3 separate regions of the Homo sapiens genome follow, and regions 2 and 3 are each linked to region 1. Evidence: chromatin contacts called from ENCODE Hi-C or POLR2A ChIA-PET data. All regions are on one chromosome and are shown on one strand. The core of a region is the stretch at or near the end of the contact, and the rest is flanking DNA. Distances in the headings are between cores, read along the strand shown.

Region 1 (4,711 bases), core at 843-3,342:
GATCTGGTTGTTTTAAAGTGTGGCACCTCCCTACTCCCTCTGGCTCTTGCTTTTGCATGTGAAGTGCAACTCCTGTTTAGTCTTCCACCATGAATAAAAACTCCCTGAAGCCTTCCTAGAAGCTAAGCAGATGCCAGAGCCATGAACGTACAGCTTGCAGAACCATGAGCCAATCAAACTTCTTTTCTCTATAAATTGTCTAGTCTTGGTATTTCTTTATAGTAATGCAAGAAGAAACTAATACAGATTAGTGTGCATTTTTTTCCCTCTGAATTAAAAACAACCTTTGTAATCCTGGTTTTTAGCATCCTATAAGGCACATGGAAAGGGCTGTTACTGCAGAAAGAATAAACAAAGGAGTGAATGAAATGGCCTTCATGCTTTTGGGGTCCACTGAACGCTTTACTCTTTGGAGCCTGCTGCATTGCTGTCAAGTCTCATCAAAACCATAGCTTCAAAAGCTACTGCGTTTAGCCTCACAGATTTTGGATAATCATTGAGCCACAAAAATGCTGCTGATGACATAAGTTTTCAATGGTCAATGAGCATTTCCATGGTTATCTCTTCCTTTGTTTGCCTATCCAAAGGCCTAAAAGCACAAACTATATGCACCGAAGAGTTCTCTTTTTTTTTTTTTTTTTTTTTTTTGAGACGGAGTCTCGCTCTGTCGCCCAGGCTGGAGTGCAGTGGCGCAATCTCGGCTCACTGCAAGCTCCGCCTCCCGGGTTCATGCCATTCTCCTACCTCAGCCTCCTGAGTAGCTGGGACTACAGGCGACCGCAACCTCGCCCAGCTAATTTTTTTTTTTTTGTATTTTTAGTAGAGATGGGGTTTCACCATGTTAGCCAGGATGGTCTCGATCTCCTGACCTCGTGATCCACCCGCCTCGGCCTCCCAAAGTACTGGGATTACAGGCGTGAGCCACCGTGCCCTGTCGAGTTCTCCTCTTTATCCCATGAAACCCAAGGGAAAAATATAAAAAGAATGGTGCATGATTTAGCATTGTTTTTTGTTAGATCCATTTTCTGGTTCTTTCTAGGTCAGTTCTGATTTCTCAGGCCTATGCATGTGGGCCAGTGTGAATTTGCATGGTTACCTAGAGACATAGTGCTCTAAACTTAACCAGACATTGAAGGAACTCACCAAATTTCTAAGGTAACAGGAAAACTGTTGTGATTCTAGACTCAATAATTTATGGTCATGCCACAAATGCTGAGTTGGGGTGTCAAGCCCTGTGGCCGCACTCCTATTAGTGGTATTCCTCCTTAAGGACCCAGCTTGAGCTGTCCTGTTCCTGGCTTGTGTATTCTTCCATCACTAATTACATAATAATAACAGCTTCCATTTGTCCTGTGCTTTGAAAAGAGATGGTGGTTATAAAGGATCTTCTTTACACATTGTGAAACGTGCAATGGACCATTCATCACAGAGATGATGAGCTTTATTCATTCATTCATCTATTATTCTAGATGTCCAGCACAATGCCTGGCAGGCAGGAGGCACTGAGTCAACACATGCGTGTTGAGTGAATGAGAAAAATTATCACATTATATCTAGTTTTGGAAAAGTGTGCCAAGGCTATAAGAAGTTTTTAATGCACAAAAACTTACATTATTTAATGCCAGGCACAATTTTAAATGCCTTACCTATATTAACCCATTTAGTCTTCATAACTATCCCTAGAGGTGATTATAGATCACCCCCTTATAGATGGGGAAGCTGACTATGTGTGGAGGTTGAGTGAGTTTTCCGAGTCAGTGAATGGCAGAGCTGAGATTTGAACACAGGCATTCTGTGTAAAGAGATTGTACCTTTAACCATGATCTCATACTGCCTTTCAAGTTACGATACTGCTAATGTTTGTAGGTTCTCAGGAGAAGGAGCACACACACAAAGTAATTCCTTAAAAACAACATAGGCTGTTAGTTCCAAGTCTCTTCTAGACTTGAAGCAAATGTCTGGGATTTAGTTAGGGAGTTAGGGAGGATGAGTGGCATCTGTTGAACACACCAGAGTGCTAAAATCTTATCTTTGCTGATTTCCTAACTCATATTTCAAGTCACACAAGAAATACTTCTGGATTTATTTGTCCCAAGGAACTTACACAAAAGGCATTTGATTTAATGACGTCAAGTGATCAGTATTTGTCCAGTAGTCTTATCTCGAGTGTTATGAAACTATTTTTATTGTTTCCTTTTGAGCAGCTATAGAGACGGTTTCACAGCTAATTCCCATTTCTGTGCTGCTTCCTTAGCATATGGTTGGTTGTGCACGTCTAGACAGTCAACCCATAGAGTTGCGCATGAAACAAAACTTGAAGATAATGAATCATGAATCTGAATCATGGATCCAGTTCCACAGGCACCTCACTAGTGTTCTCTTTTCTATTTGTAATTTTCAATTTTGGCTACTGCTACTGTTTGTGAAAGTAACATATGCATGTTGGCACAAATGAGGCAATATAAATATATAGAAAGAAAAAGTAAATTAATCATTCGACTATTTTTATGTAGATCTATTTTTGAGCTCTCTATTCTGTTCCATTGATCTTTTTGTCTCTCCTTTCACCAATACCAGACTCTCTTACTTACTGTAGCTTTATGGTCATTTAGTGTCAGTCTTTTAGCTTTGTTCTTTTACTTCAATGTTGTGTTAGCTGGTCTGGGTCTTTTGTCTCTCCAAATAAACTTTAAAATCAGGTTTCAATACCCACAGAATAACTTGCTGAGATTTTTTTTCTTTCTTTTCTTATCCTTTCTTTCTTCTCTTTCTTTCTTTCCTCTTTCTCTCTTTCTCTCTCTCTTTCTTTCTTCTCTTTCTCTCTCTCTTTCTTTCTTTTTTTTGAGACAGATTCTTGCTATGTTTCACAGTCTGGTCTTAAACTCCTAGGCTCGAGTGATCTTCCTGCCTCAGCCTCCAAAGTGGCTGGGACTATAGGTGCCCATCACTGCACCCTACCTTACTGAAATTTTGATTGGTATTACACTGAATGTATACATCAAGTTGTGAAGAACTTGCATCTTGATAATATTGAGTCTTCCAATTCATGCACATGGAATATTTCATTTATTTAGTTCTTTTCTTAGAGTTTTATAGCTTTCCTTGAACAGATTTTGTACATATTTTGTTAGATTTGTACCTAAGTATTTCATTTTTTTTGAGTGTGAATATAAATGATATTGTGTTTCAGTTTCTACTTACTCATTGCAGGTATGTGGGAAAGTGATTGACTTTTGTGTATTAACCTTGCATCCTTCATCCTTACTTACTATAGTTGCTTATTAGTTCCAAGAGTGTTTTTTGTTGTTGCTGTTGATTCTTTTGGGCTTTTTATGTAGACTATCATGTCATCTGTGAAAAAAGACAGTTTTATTTCTTCCTCCTCAATCTATTTAACTTTTATTTCATTTTCTTGTCTCATTGAATTAGCTAGGACTTCCAATACAATGTTGAAAAGCAGTACTGAGAGAGGATGCCTTTGCTTTGATCCTGATCTTAATGGGAAAACTTCCAGTTTCTCACCATTAGGTATGAGGTTAGCTGCAGGTTTTTGTAGACACTCCTTATCAGGTTGAGGAAGTTTCCCTCTATTTAGCCTTGATTACTGAGAGTTTTTGTCATGAATGAATGTTGAATTTTTAAAATACTTTTTTTGCATGTTTTGAGATGATCATATGTTTGTTTGTTCTTTACCCTGCAGATGTCATGTATTACATCAATTGAGTTTTGAATGTTGAACCAGCCTTGCATACCTGAGATAAATCCCACTTGGTCGTGGTTTATAATCCCTTTTAGACATTGTTGGTTTTGATTTGCTATTTTTTGAGCATTTTGCATCTATGTTCATGAAAGATATTGGTCTGTAATTTTCTTGTAATGTCTTTGTCTGGTTTTGTTATTAGGGTAATGTTGGCCTCATAGAATGAGTTAAGAAGTATTCTTTCTACTTCTATCTTCTGTAAAAGATTATACGAAATTGGTATAATTTCTTTCTTAAATGTTTGGAAGAATTCGCTAGTGACTGAGCCTGGTGCTTTCTATTTTGGAAGGTGGTTGATAATGTACTTAATTTCTTTAATAAATATAGGTCTATAACTCCTATAATCCCAGCACTTTGGGAGGCTGAGGCGGGTGAATTACTTGAGGTCAGGAGTTCAAGACAAGCCTGGCCAACATGATGAAACCCCATCCTTACTAAAAATAAAAAAATTAGCCAAGCATGGTCTCACATGCCTGCAATCCTAGCTGCTTGGGAAGCTGAGGCACAAGAATCACTTGAACCTGGGAGCTGGAGGTTGCAGTGAGCTGAGATTGTGCCGTTGCACTCCAGCCTGGGTGATAGAGCGAGACTCCATGTCAATAAATAAATAATAAATATACGTCTATTCAGAGTCTCTATTTTTTCTTGTGTGAGTTTTAGAAAATTGTGTCTTTCAAGAAATTGGTTTATTTCACCTAGGTTATCAAATTTGGGCATAAAGTTGCTTATAATATTTCTTTATTATCCATTTAATGTCCATGAGATCTGTCCCCTCTTTCATTTCTGATATTAGTCATTTTTGTCCTCTTTTTTTCCTGGTTAACTGGCCAAAGACATCAATTTTATTGACTTATTTTCAGAGAACCAGTTTTTTTATTTTATTGATTTTCTATATTAATTTCTTTAAAAATTTTATTTGCTCCATTTAAAAAAATTATTTCATTTCTTCTG
Region 2 (4,711 bases), core at 717-3,216, 250 kb after region 1:
CTAAGTAAATGCAGTGTTATTTCCCTAGGCATCACTGATCTCCCTAGCTGCCTGCATCTGAGCCTCCTGCACCATCACACATCCCCTCAGTGGGCACTACTCTTATTTGTGATGTTTCCCCTACTGAGCTATGACCTCTGAAGATCAGGGACCACAGTCATTCATCCTACAAACTGGTATTAGCTCTACTCAGTGCTAGGCGCTGTCCTAGGGGATTAGGTTTTAGCAAGGCACAAAACTGACCAAGGTCTCTGCCCTTAGATAGCTTACATTTTAGCACTGGCAGACTCAGGAGCATATTCAGTGAATAAATTGTGTGATATTAGAAAACAGTGCTAGTAAAAACATAGTACAGCAGAGCTAGGAGTCATGGCTCATGCCCAAATTCCCAGCTACTCCGGAGGCAGAGGCAGGAGGATACCTTGGACCCAGGAGTTGGAGGCTGCGGTAAGCTGTGATCACACCACTGCACTCCAACCTGGGGGACAGAATGAGACTCTGTCTTCTTAAAAAAACAAAAAACAAAGTAGAGCAGGAGAGGAAATTGGGGGTTGCAAAGGTTGGACTGTCAGGATACATTTCAGAGGGAAGACACAGAGTAAAATTTGAAGGCAGCTGGGCATCATTCATTAAAATTCTGCTGAAATGTAGTCTCTATTTGGATAATATCAACCAAGGATTTGCCAAGGAGCTCTCTGAACAGAGAACATTCCAGATAGAGGGGACAGTTGAAGAAAGGCCCCATAAGGGACACGGATGAAGCTGGAAACCATCATTCTCAGCAAACTATCGCAAGGACAAAAAACCAGACACCTCATTTTCTCACTCATAGGTGGGAATTGAAACGTGAGAACACATGGACACAGGAAGGGGAACATCACACTGGGGCCTGTTGTGGGGTGGGGGGATGGGGGAGGGATAGCATTTGGAGATATACCTAATGTTAAATGACGAGTTACTGGGTGCAGCACACCAACATGGCGCATGTATACATATGTAATTATCCTGCACGTTGTGCACATGTACCCTAAAACCTAAAGTATAATAAAAAAAAGAAAAGAATAAAAGGCCCCAAGGCCGACCTGTGCCTGGAACTTCTGGGAACACAGAGGAAGCTGAGCCTCTGGTGTAGAGCAAGTGAGTAAGGGGCGGGAGGTAAAGAGGGGAGTCAGGGAGGTGAGGAGCATGGGGCCTTGGGCAGGGTCCCATCTGTAAAACGCAGATGACCTCAAGGATGCTGTTTGAAGGTTAGATGAGGTGATATATGAAAAGTACTCGGCACAGTCTAACACCACAGGGCTGTCCAATGGAAACATCATGTGAGCCACACGCGCAATCCTAAATTCCTAATAGCCACAATTTTAAAATGCCAAGAAATGGTGAAATTAAATTAAATAATATTTTCCTTAACTTTCTGTATATTGTCTTGCTATATATAAACATAATAGTATATATATATTTAACAACAAAATATTATCATTCTAATGTGTCATCAATGTAAAAAATTATTAATAAGATATTTTACATTTTTTTAAATAAAATCTTCAGAATCTGGTGTGTGTTTTATTCTTACATCTCAATTCAGCCAGTCACATTTTAAGGACTGCACAGCCAAGTGTGGCTAACAACTGCCGTATTAGACAGTGCAGGTCTGGCACATTGTAAATGCTTAAAAAACATTAAATATCATGAAACACGACAGGAATTGGGAAATATGCTTGGTCCTGGTATTGAAGGAGGAAGAAATGGAAACTTTGGAGGCTTGTATCAAATAAAGGTCTGATGGCCTCTCCTGCTGGTTTTCCTCCCTGTCCCTTGGTATGGGATCCCAGAATTTCTCAACTTGAAGTGACCTAGAAATGCAGTCTAACAGGAAAGATCAGGTGCCAGCCTGTAGGTGACTTGGAGAGGCAAGAATGTGAGTCCTCTGTCTCCCGGGGTTCCTCTGCCACCTCTGTTCCAGCTCCTATTGCGACTCATATCTCACTACACCATGAGTCACTTCATCCAAGTCTCTGCTTGGCCTAAGGTCACACCCAGAATTTCTACCCTGGGAGTTTCTCCACTGAAGGTGTCTGATTTCAAGATCTGGGTTGTGTTTTCAAACAACACTTCAGCACCTTTCAAAGTGACGTCATGGTAAGAGTGATGGTATTAACTCCAGCCCTGGTACTAGGGGATGGATGGCAAGAGCTCAGACTCCCGGCAAGCTGGCTGCTCAGAGAGGGACACAAGGGAAAGCTCCACCTATTAGCTGTGTTTTTCCAACTAAAGATTTAATTAAGCCACTGCTGTGTCAATATTCTTAGCATGCCACCCACCTCTTCCCTTGGATGAAAACATTGTTTGGTTGCCAAGCACGGATTCAGAGGGGAATTGAAGCTCGCTAGAGGGAAAACAGTATCGAGATGCAACCTATAGTCCCTCCATGGAAGGGCCATTTGGTGTGGGCTTCTGGTTGCTTTGTGGTTTCTGCAGGCTGTGCACACAGCTGCACTCCAGACCTGGAACAGGGCCTCAAACCTTTCAAAGGGCTCCTATGGAATTACTTGACTTCCTTTTTCTCTTCTGTCAGCTTCTGTCTTTCTCTCAGGAAAGAGTGTCCAGTGGGCAAACTGGGTTTGCCACCCTGGTTCCTTAAAACCATAATTGTTAGTCTTTCTGTTCGAACAGCTCTTTATTATAACAGTGCTGCTTTTGCCGTTGTGTTTTGAGCACCTGTCTTATGACTTGAACCTTGCATCTGTCATTTCTTATCTTCTACAAGCCTGTGAGGGAGGTGGCATTACTATCTTTATTTTAAATGGTTGAGCAAATAGAAGGATTGAGAGGTTAAGTAACTTGCTCAAGGTCACTAAGTCTCAGACTTGGGATTTGACTTGACTATTGCTACTTTCAAAAAAAAAATAGTAATAACAATAAAATATAGTAAGTGGCAATACACAATGAGCATCCAATGAAAGGAAGCATCATTATAACACAAATTGGATAAATGTATAATTTATGTTGGCACCTCACTCTTCCTGCTACTGGGCCAGAAGTGCTGTCATTACACAGACTTGCTTTGCATTTTAATAGATAATAACGGATTCCCGAGGAAGCAGTGTCTTCTTCTGGTGCTACTGATTCTCAAGTGATGGACAGTCAAGTTCTGAGGGAATGAGGCAGTCTAGGAGCTTGCATTTGCAGAGAAAGGGTGAAAAGAAAGAGTGGCACAGGTTTCCAGATAGAAAGAGGGCAAAGATCGATTTACTCGCTTTAATTTTGTATGTGGCTGATTGTGGCAGAGATGATTCCTGCTTCCTGGATATTCCCTATGCCCCTCTCCATTTTCCAGCCTCCCTTGCAATTAGATCAGGTCATGTGACTTGTCCTAGTGAATTAAAGCGGGGGCACTGTATATATCTTTCTGGCTAAGAGGGCATTTGTTTCCTCCATCCCTTTCTTTTCCTACCTTAGCAATCTCAAAAAGCACATGTTCCAAAAGCCTACAGGATGGAGGACAGCGTCTGAATCCCTTTAGACTTTGAAGCAACCAAGAAATAAGGCTTTATTGTGCTATGCTACTGAAATTCTAGGGCTCATCTGTCCCTGCAGCAGAGCCTGGCCCATTCTGAATGGTGCGCCCATGACCCTTGATTGTCAAGTCCCTTCACCGTCAGCATTTTTTTTTGTATGAGCCAGTTTCTACTTCTCAGAAGGGAGCAAAATGGTGCTTTGGCCAAGGATTGGCTTATTCTTCACCCTGAAATGGCGTGGCCTAGGATTGGCCTATTCTTCACCCTGAAATGTGACCATCCTGAGATTATTTTCCCAGTGGTAATAAGGTGTTGGCACCATTTCCTCTGCCTCTTTTGGCATAGGGCAGAGGCAACCATCCCTCTAGGAGGACAGAGACACTTGCAGATGAGGACTTCTCAGTCAGTTCTCTTGGTTTCTATGTCTTTGTCCTCTCCCGGTTTCTTTTCTACTTCATGGGAGAATCCTTGAGTTCCTGCTGACTTCTCCCTCCCTTCTCCATATCTGAACTTTAGGGCACCCCCAGAGTTATATCCTGGAACTCCTTCTCTTGGCATCCCAGGTGATTCCCCTGGTCCATGACTTTAAACACCATCCCTATGCAGATGATTCCCATCTTCATATCTCTATCCCTGACCTGGAGCCAAGAGGACCCATTTATTCAGTTGCTTCCCTGACATCTCTACTCTCATAGACATTAAAAACTTAGCATGCCCATAAGGAGCCACGGATTTACCCACACCTCCTCCTTCTGTCTTTCTCAGAAGACTCCTCCTGTGCCATGTCTCTGTTAATGACACCACTCACAACTCAGTTAAGCAGATCTGAATCTAGGCTTCATCTCTGATTCCCCTCCTTACCTTACCTTCCACATCTAATCCATCACGAAGTTCTCTCAGCTCTAGCTCCAAAACATATATCCTGAATTTTCCATGTCTTCCCACCTTTGCAGCTACTGACTCATCCAGACATTACTAAATCTCACCTGGACTAGGCCTCTTGTGTTGTGTGCCTGCTTTCATCCACTATTTTCTTTCCTTGTTCTTTACATAGCAGCATGGGGTATTATTCAATAACATAAATCAGGTCACTGGATATCTAGTGGCTTTTCATGACACTTTGAACAATAATCTGCCATAAAATATAGTTATATACCTTGACCTAGTGTCGGTTGCCTCTCTTTCCTCATCTC
Region 3 (4,711 bases), core at 750-3,249, 210 kb after region 1:
TAATAATCACCAAATTCTCTGGCCATGCCATTGGGTTCTGTACTGCTGGTGGCATTAGGGGGGTCTGCTGGTATACCCTCTCGTCCTCTACAGAGTCTACCCGCTGAGGCAATGCCTCTCACAAACCCCAGCCCAAACCTCCCTGGAAGAGCAGGCAGGACAAACCAACTCTGGGCTGTACTAGTTCATGCCAGGACTCAAGATTCCCCCCTCCACTCTTAAGATGATTGTATGAGACTCACCAATCCAGCTAAACCCACAGTTCCTTGTCTTTTAATCAGTGGTTAACAGAGTGTGGTCTCCAGACCAGCATCATCAACATTGCATGGGAACTTACTAAAGAGTAAATTCTCAGGTCTGACCTCAGACTTCCTGAATTGGAAATCCTGGAGTGGGGGAGGGGGCTCAGTGATCTCTGTTTTAATAAGCCTTCCAGGTGATCCTGATGTCCTCTCAAGTTTGAGAACTACTGTCTTCAGCCCTTTCCTGGGTAGAAGCCCTCCTGCTTCGAGTTCATTAAACACGGGGCTCCCCCCTCAGCCCCATCACCTTGCCTGGGAGGGGAACCATCTCTGGAAGTACATTTGCATTTCACCTCTAGGCATGGGCTGAAGACCTACTAGCTCTTCCCCCCAACCCCCAAGCCCTCGTCCTATATTAGTTTAGAGCTTTGATTGTACCTTTATTGTCAGCTCTATTTATTTACTTTTCTTTTTTGGTGGCCATTGATCCTTCAGTGGGCTAACTCACCCAGGCTGGAAGCAAACTTAATTTGGGAGAGTCCAATTTTATCAAATGTATCACAGAATCTGTTTTTGAGCTAAAATGAAACTACGGCTATAATTCACCAAAAGTTAGTTAGCGTTCTGTCCTGCAGTTATTGCAAACCAAGTTGCCTGCCAGATTTCTTCAATACTCTGGGGTTGTTGGAAATAGAATTTCATGCGTTCCCACCTTAGGAGTTGGTGGAAGCCAGGTAGGGGCCTCAGATTAATGTCAGAATGTCCACTTTCATCTATGATTATGACAGTGTTGTTGCTGCCCTTGCTGGAAAAATCTCGTTGTTAGCTACATCTCTCCAGAGCCAGATGGAAGACTGCTTTGGTATGTGAGAAAGTTCTCAAAGGAGAAGGCAGAGACCCTTCTGACAACTTGAATGAGCTCTGCTGTTTTCCCTATCACTTCCTATCCCTTTCCTTTCAGTTCTAAATCTGTTGTCCCTTTTCCTCTTTTGCTGGCTGATCCCTTTTGGCTCACCCTTTAGAGATGGGCTTCGGAGTTCCTCACTTCTGTCCTGTCTTCATTCTCCACTCTGGGAATGTACTTTCGTTCCCACATCTATACCTCTGAACCTGAAGGTTCCACTCCCTGCTGGGCTATTACCACTGGGCCATCTCATCAGAGAAGAGATGAGGGCTTCCACCAGCCCCTAAGGTGAGAATGCATGAAATTCTATTTCCAACAACCCAAGATTTTTGAAGAAATCTGGCAAGTGACTTGGTTTGCAATAATCTCAGGACAGAACACTAACTTTGGGGAATTATAGCCATGGTTTACATTTTAGCTCAAAAACAGATTCTGTGATACATTTGATAAAATTGGACACTCCCAAATTATGTTTGCTTCCTTAACTTCACTAAGTGGAGCCTTTGTTTTCAAGTCCCAGCTCTTCCTCTTCTCATTGTCCATTTTATACACATTGGCATGACTTCAACTACTCTTCCCCTCTTGCTGTGTGTCTGCCAGTCAGTCAGTTATACATAGTTTATCCCCATTGCACATCATATCTCTGCCCTCTTGCCACTGCTTGGCCTCAAGCTGTGGGCAATTCTTGTTTATGTTATCACAATAACCTTTCAGCTGTTCTCTGTCTCTCTAATCTCTTACTAAATTAGCGTGCTCTACATACCACCACAAATGATCATCTTTCTAAAACGCAGATTAGATATTTCTTTCTCCTTGTTGAAACATGCCATGGCTTCCTATGGCCCTATAAGGGAATAAAGTCCCAGATCCTTAGTAGGTGCTCAAAGTTGACACGATGAGGCTGCTCAACCTACCTTCATGCCATTGTGACACGTAACCTCCATGAAGTAGCCTGTTTCCTGAGCTGTTGCACATTTGTATCTGCCTATTTCTTTTCTTATGTTATTCCCTGCACATTACCCCAGGCCACTCTTCTGCTTGTCAAAACTCTGCTCATTAATTAAAGTTTACCTTAAAATATTACTCACAATATTTTATTCACAAGGACACAATATGTGTCCCTTTCTCTGTTAAATTATTCCATCTGTTGAACTTCCCACTGAATTTGGATACACTGTGATTGCATTCATTTAATCTTACTTTTCTATGAGTTTGTCTTTTTTACTAGATTGTTCATCTCTGGGTAGCTTAGGTGTCACTTTGTCCCCTAACTGCTTTGGATGTTTCTGCATCCACTCTTAGGTTGGTGGAAGTCTGAGGCCCTCTCTAGATTTCTGCTGAATATGGGGAATGTAAGCGTGTGTGTGTGTGTGTGTGTGTGTGTGTGTGTAACACGGGGGGCCACATTCTCCTGACTTTCTCTGCTTATCTGACTTTGTTCACTTGTTGAGTTTGATGGCATCATTTTGTTCCCAATAAGAAACATCTTTGCTTCCATAATGAGGAATGTACTTATTTCTCACACTGAGGTCTCATGAGTTTGATAGACTTTCTAGAAAAAGAAAATTGTTGGGTGAAGCAGTCATGGGGTGACCACATCATTGAGTTCTCAGCCTTCCACCAGCGGGAGCTCTGCTGCCTCCTTCCCCGTCTCTCCCTCCCAGCTTCACTTCCCTCCCCTCGCAGGTGGTCTGGGACCTGCAGTTGGTGACATTTCAACTTTCAGGACAACTTCCCTTCTCGTTAGCCTGGGTGCAGGAGGAGCCTGTGACACTCAGAACGCTTACCTTTTCCAAGACTCTGATAAAAGAATTTTACTTAACACAGTTGCTTCTTAAAGGAAATCCTGGTGTCAGCTGTGAAGATCCTCACATTGTCTCTTTCTCAGAGCAGCACATGTGTATTCTCACATTTTTGGTATAATGTTGCCAAAGACATTCAGAAAACAAATAATTGGCTGCCTGCCACTGAATGCTTTTCTCTTTAGAGAGGGAATCCCAGGAAAGGTAGAAGTTGATGGCGCCCGATATGGACTCTCCAGAGGGTCTTTGGGAAATGATACAGATCTAACTGCAGAGGCAAGTGTCCAGTGCTGTGGAATGAAGGGCCTAAAGGTGGTGTGGTGGTGACAGTGTGTCTGAGGTCCCCGGCACCACTGGGCATGTCCTATGACTGTTGCTCCTGTGGCTGGATCACAGCTGCTCTCTGCCTTCCTGGGTTCCTTCCAAGTCTTGCTCTCTAGCTGTCTCACACATTTCCCAAGCTTCCCTCTATTTGTCTCATAAGTTCTTTCTTTCGGTGCCCCTTTTTGTTGTTTGCCACCAAAAGCCCAGACTGGTACAAAAGCTTTGCATATGGTTTATGCTGAAAAATATCTTTAGAGGAATCTAGTGAATGCTTAAAATTACCAAAATTATAAATTATAATTTCTTTTATCATTTGGGTAGTATGAACTTGACCAACATTATCCCATGTTTTTCCTCTGTCCCCATGTTTAATCCAACTATTTCCATGTTTTAGTCTCTGTGAATTTAAGGCTAAAGTAATTTTTTTTTTTTTTTGAGACAGTTTTGCACTGTTGCCCGGGCTGGAGTGTAATGGCGCAATCTTGGCTCACTGCAACCTCTGCCTCCCGGGTTCAAGCAATTCTCCTGCCTCAGCCTCCTGAGTAGCTGGGATTACAGGCTCCCACCACTAAGCCCGGCTAATTTTTTGTATTTTTTTAGTAGAAAGGGGGTCTCATCATGTTGGCCAAGCTGGTCTCGAACTCCTGACTTCGTGATCCACCCACCTCAGCCTCCCAAAGTGCTGAGATTACAGGCGTGAGCCACCGCACCTGGCATTTTTTTTTTTTTTTTTTTGAGACAGAGTTTTGCTCTTGTTGCCCAGGGGTGGAGTGTTATGGCATGATCTTGGCTCACTGCAACCTCCACCTCCCAGGTTCAAGCGATTCTCCTGCCTCAGCCTCCCAAGTAGCTGGGATTACAGACACCTGCTACCACCCTTGGCTAATTTTTGTATTTTTGGTAGAGATGGGGTTTCATGATGTTGGCCAGGCTGGTCTCAAACTCCTGACCTCAGGTAATCCACCTACCTCGGCCTCCCAAAGTGCTAGGATTACAGGCGTGAGTAAATTTTTTTATTAGATTATAAAAGCTTATTTTTTATTGAACTCTCAGAGAGCTTAAAATGTCTAGATGTTATTGGTTCTGAGTATACACCAATTCCTGCTTTTGTAGTTAACTCTAAGTGACGTGCTTGGGGAATGGATTTAACCTGTTTTCTTGGATGAAAAGTAGGTGCTTCTAGACAAAGCATTGTAAAGAAAGTCCCAAAGTCATTTGCAGATGTTAGTCATCTCCTAATTCCTTTATAAGTTCCTCATTTTGGTACGCCTGGACCACATGCCATCCACAACTGTTGAAGGGAGTGTCTGTGGGCAAAAAATAGCTCAAAACCTTTGAATTTAGAATTTTATTTAAGTGGTGCTTATAGCAAGAGTTTTGAAACAGTGATCTGCAGAGCCAGGCTGGGGGTCTTACAGGAGATGTGCATGGAGAAGTGA

Evidence for each region. A loop is a pair of places that touch in the nucleus more often than their neighbours do. ChIA-PET counts read pairs that join two places held with the same protein, here RNA polymerase II (POLR2A). Pooled maps may share reads with other maps.
Region 2: a pooled map shows a loop between it and region 1 (3-fold over the local background). The contact joins two enhancer-like sites. A Hi-C loop is called at or near these places in 2 of 168 maps with a recorded cell type or tissue (PC-9 and sigmoid colon) and 4 of 50 pooled maps. POLR2A ChIA-PET finds 5 or more read pairs at or near these places in 2 of 52 experiments (A549 and AG04450).
Region 3: a loop to region 1 is called in a pooled map, with 2.3 times the contacts of the local background. The contact joins the promoter of LINC02834 here to the enhancer-like site in region 1. A Hi-C loop is called at or near these places in 2 of 168 maps with a recorded cell type or tissue (IMR-90 and uterus), 1 of 37 single-sample maps with no recorded cell type and 1 of 50 pooled maps. POLR2A ChIA-PET finds 5 or more read pairs at or near these places in 2 of 52 experiments (AG04450 and BJ).

The regions. Positions count from the first base shown.
Region 1 is chr9:86,492,744-86,497,454 of GRCh38, forward strand. All of the region lies in intron 1 of LOC102724080 (a long non-coding RNA gene), which reads left to right. Among named protein-coding and RNA genes, the nearest start is that of TUT7, 140 kb to the left of the region's middle. Within about 2 kb of position 2,093, at least 2 of the 41 ENCODE cell types and tissues checked have a DNase peak (open chromatin) inside an H3K27ac peak, as active enhancers do; they include PC-9, where a contact is called at or near this core.
Region 2 is chr9:86,739,530-86,744,240 of GRCh38, forward strand. No RefSeq gene overlaps it. Among named protein-coding and RNA genes, the nearest start is that of LINC02834, 34 kb to the left of the region's middle. Within about 2 kb of position 1,967, at least 5 of the 41 ENCODE cell types and tissues checked have a DNase peak (open chromatin) inside an H3K27ac peak, as active enhancers do; they include PC-9, where a contact is called at or near this core.
Region 3 is chr9:86,706,306-86,711,016 of GRCh38, forward strand. It overlaps LINC02834 (long intergenic non-protein coding RNA 2834), which reads right to left and starts at 2,000. Exons shown (of 3, transcript XR_930070.3): 1 at 1,910-2,000.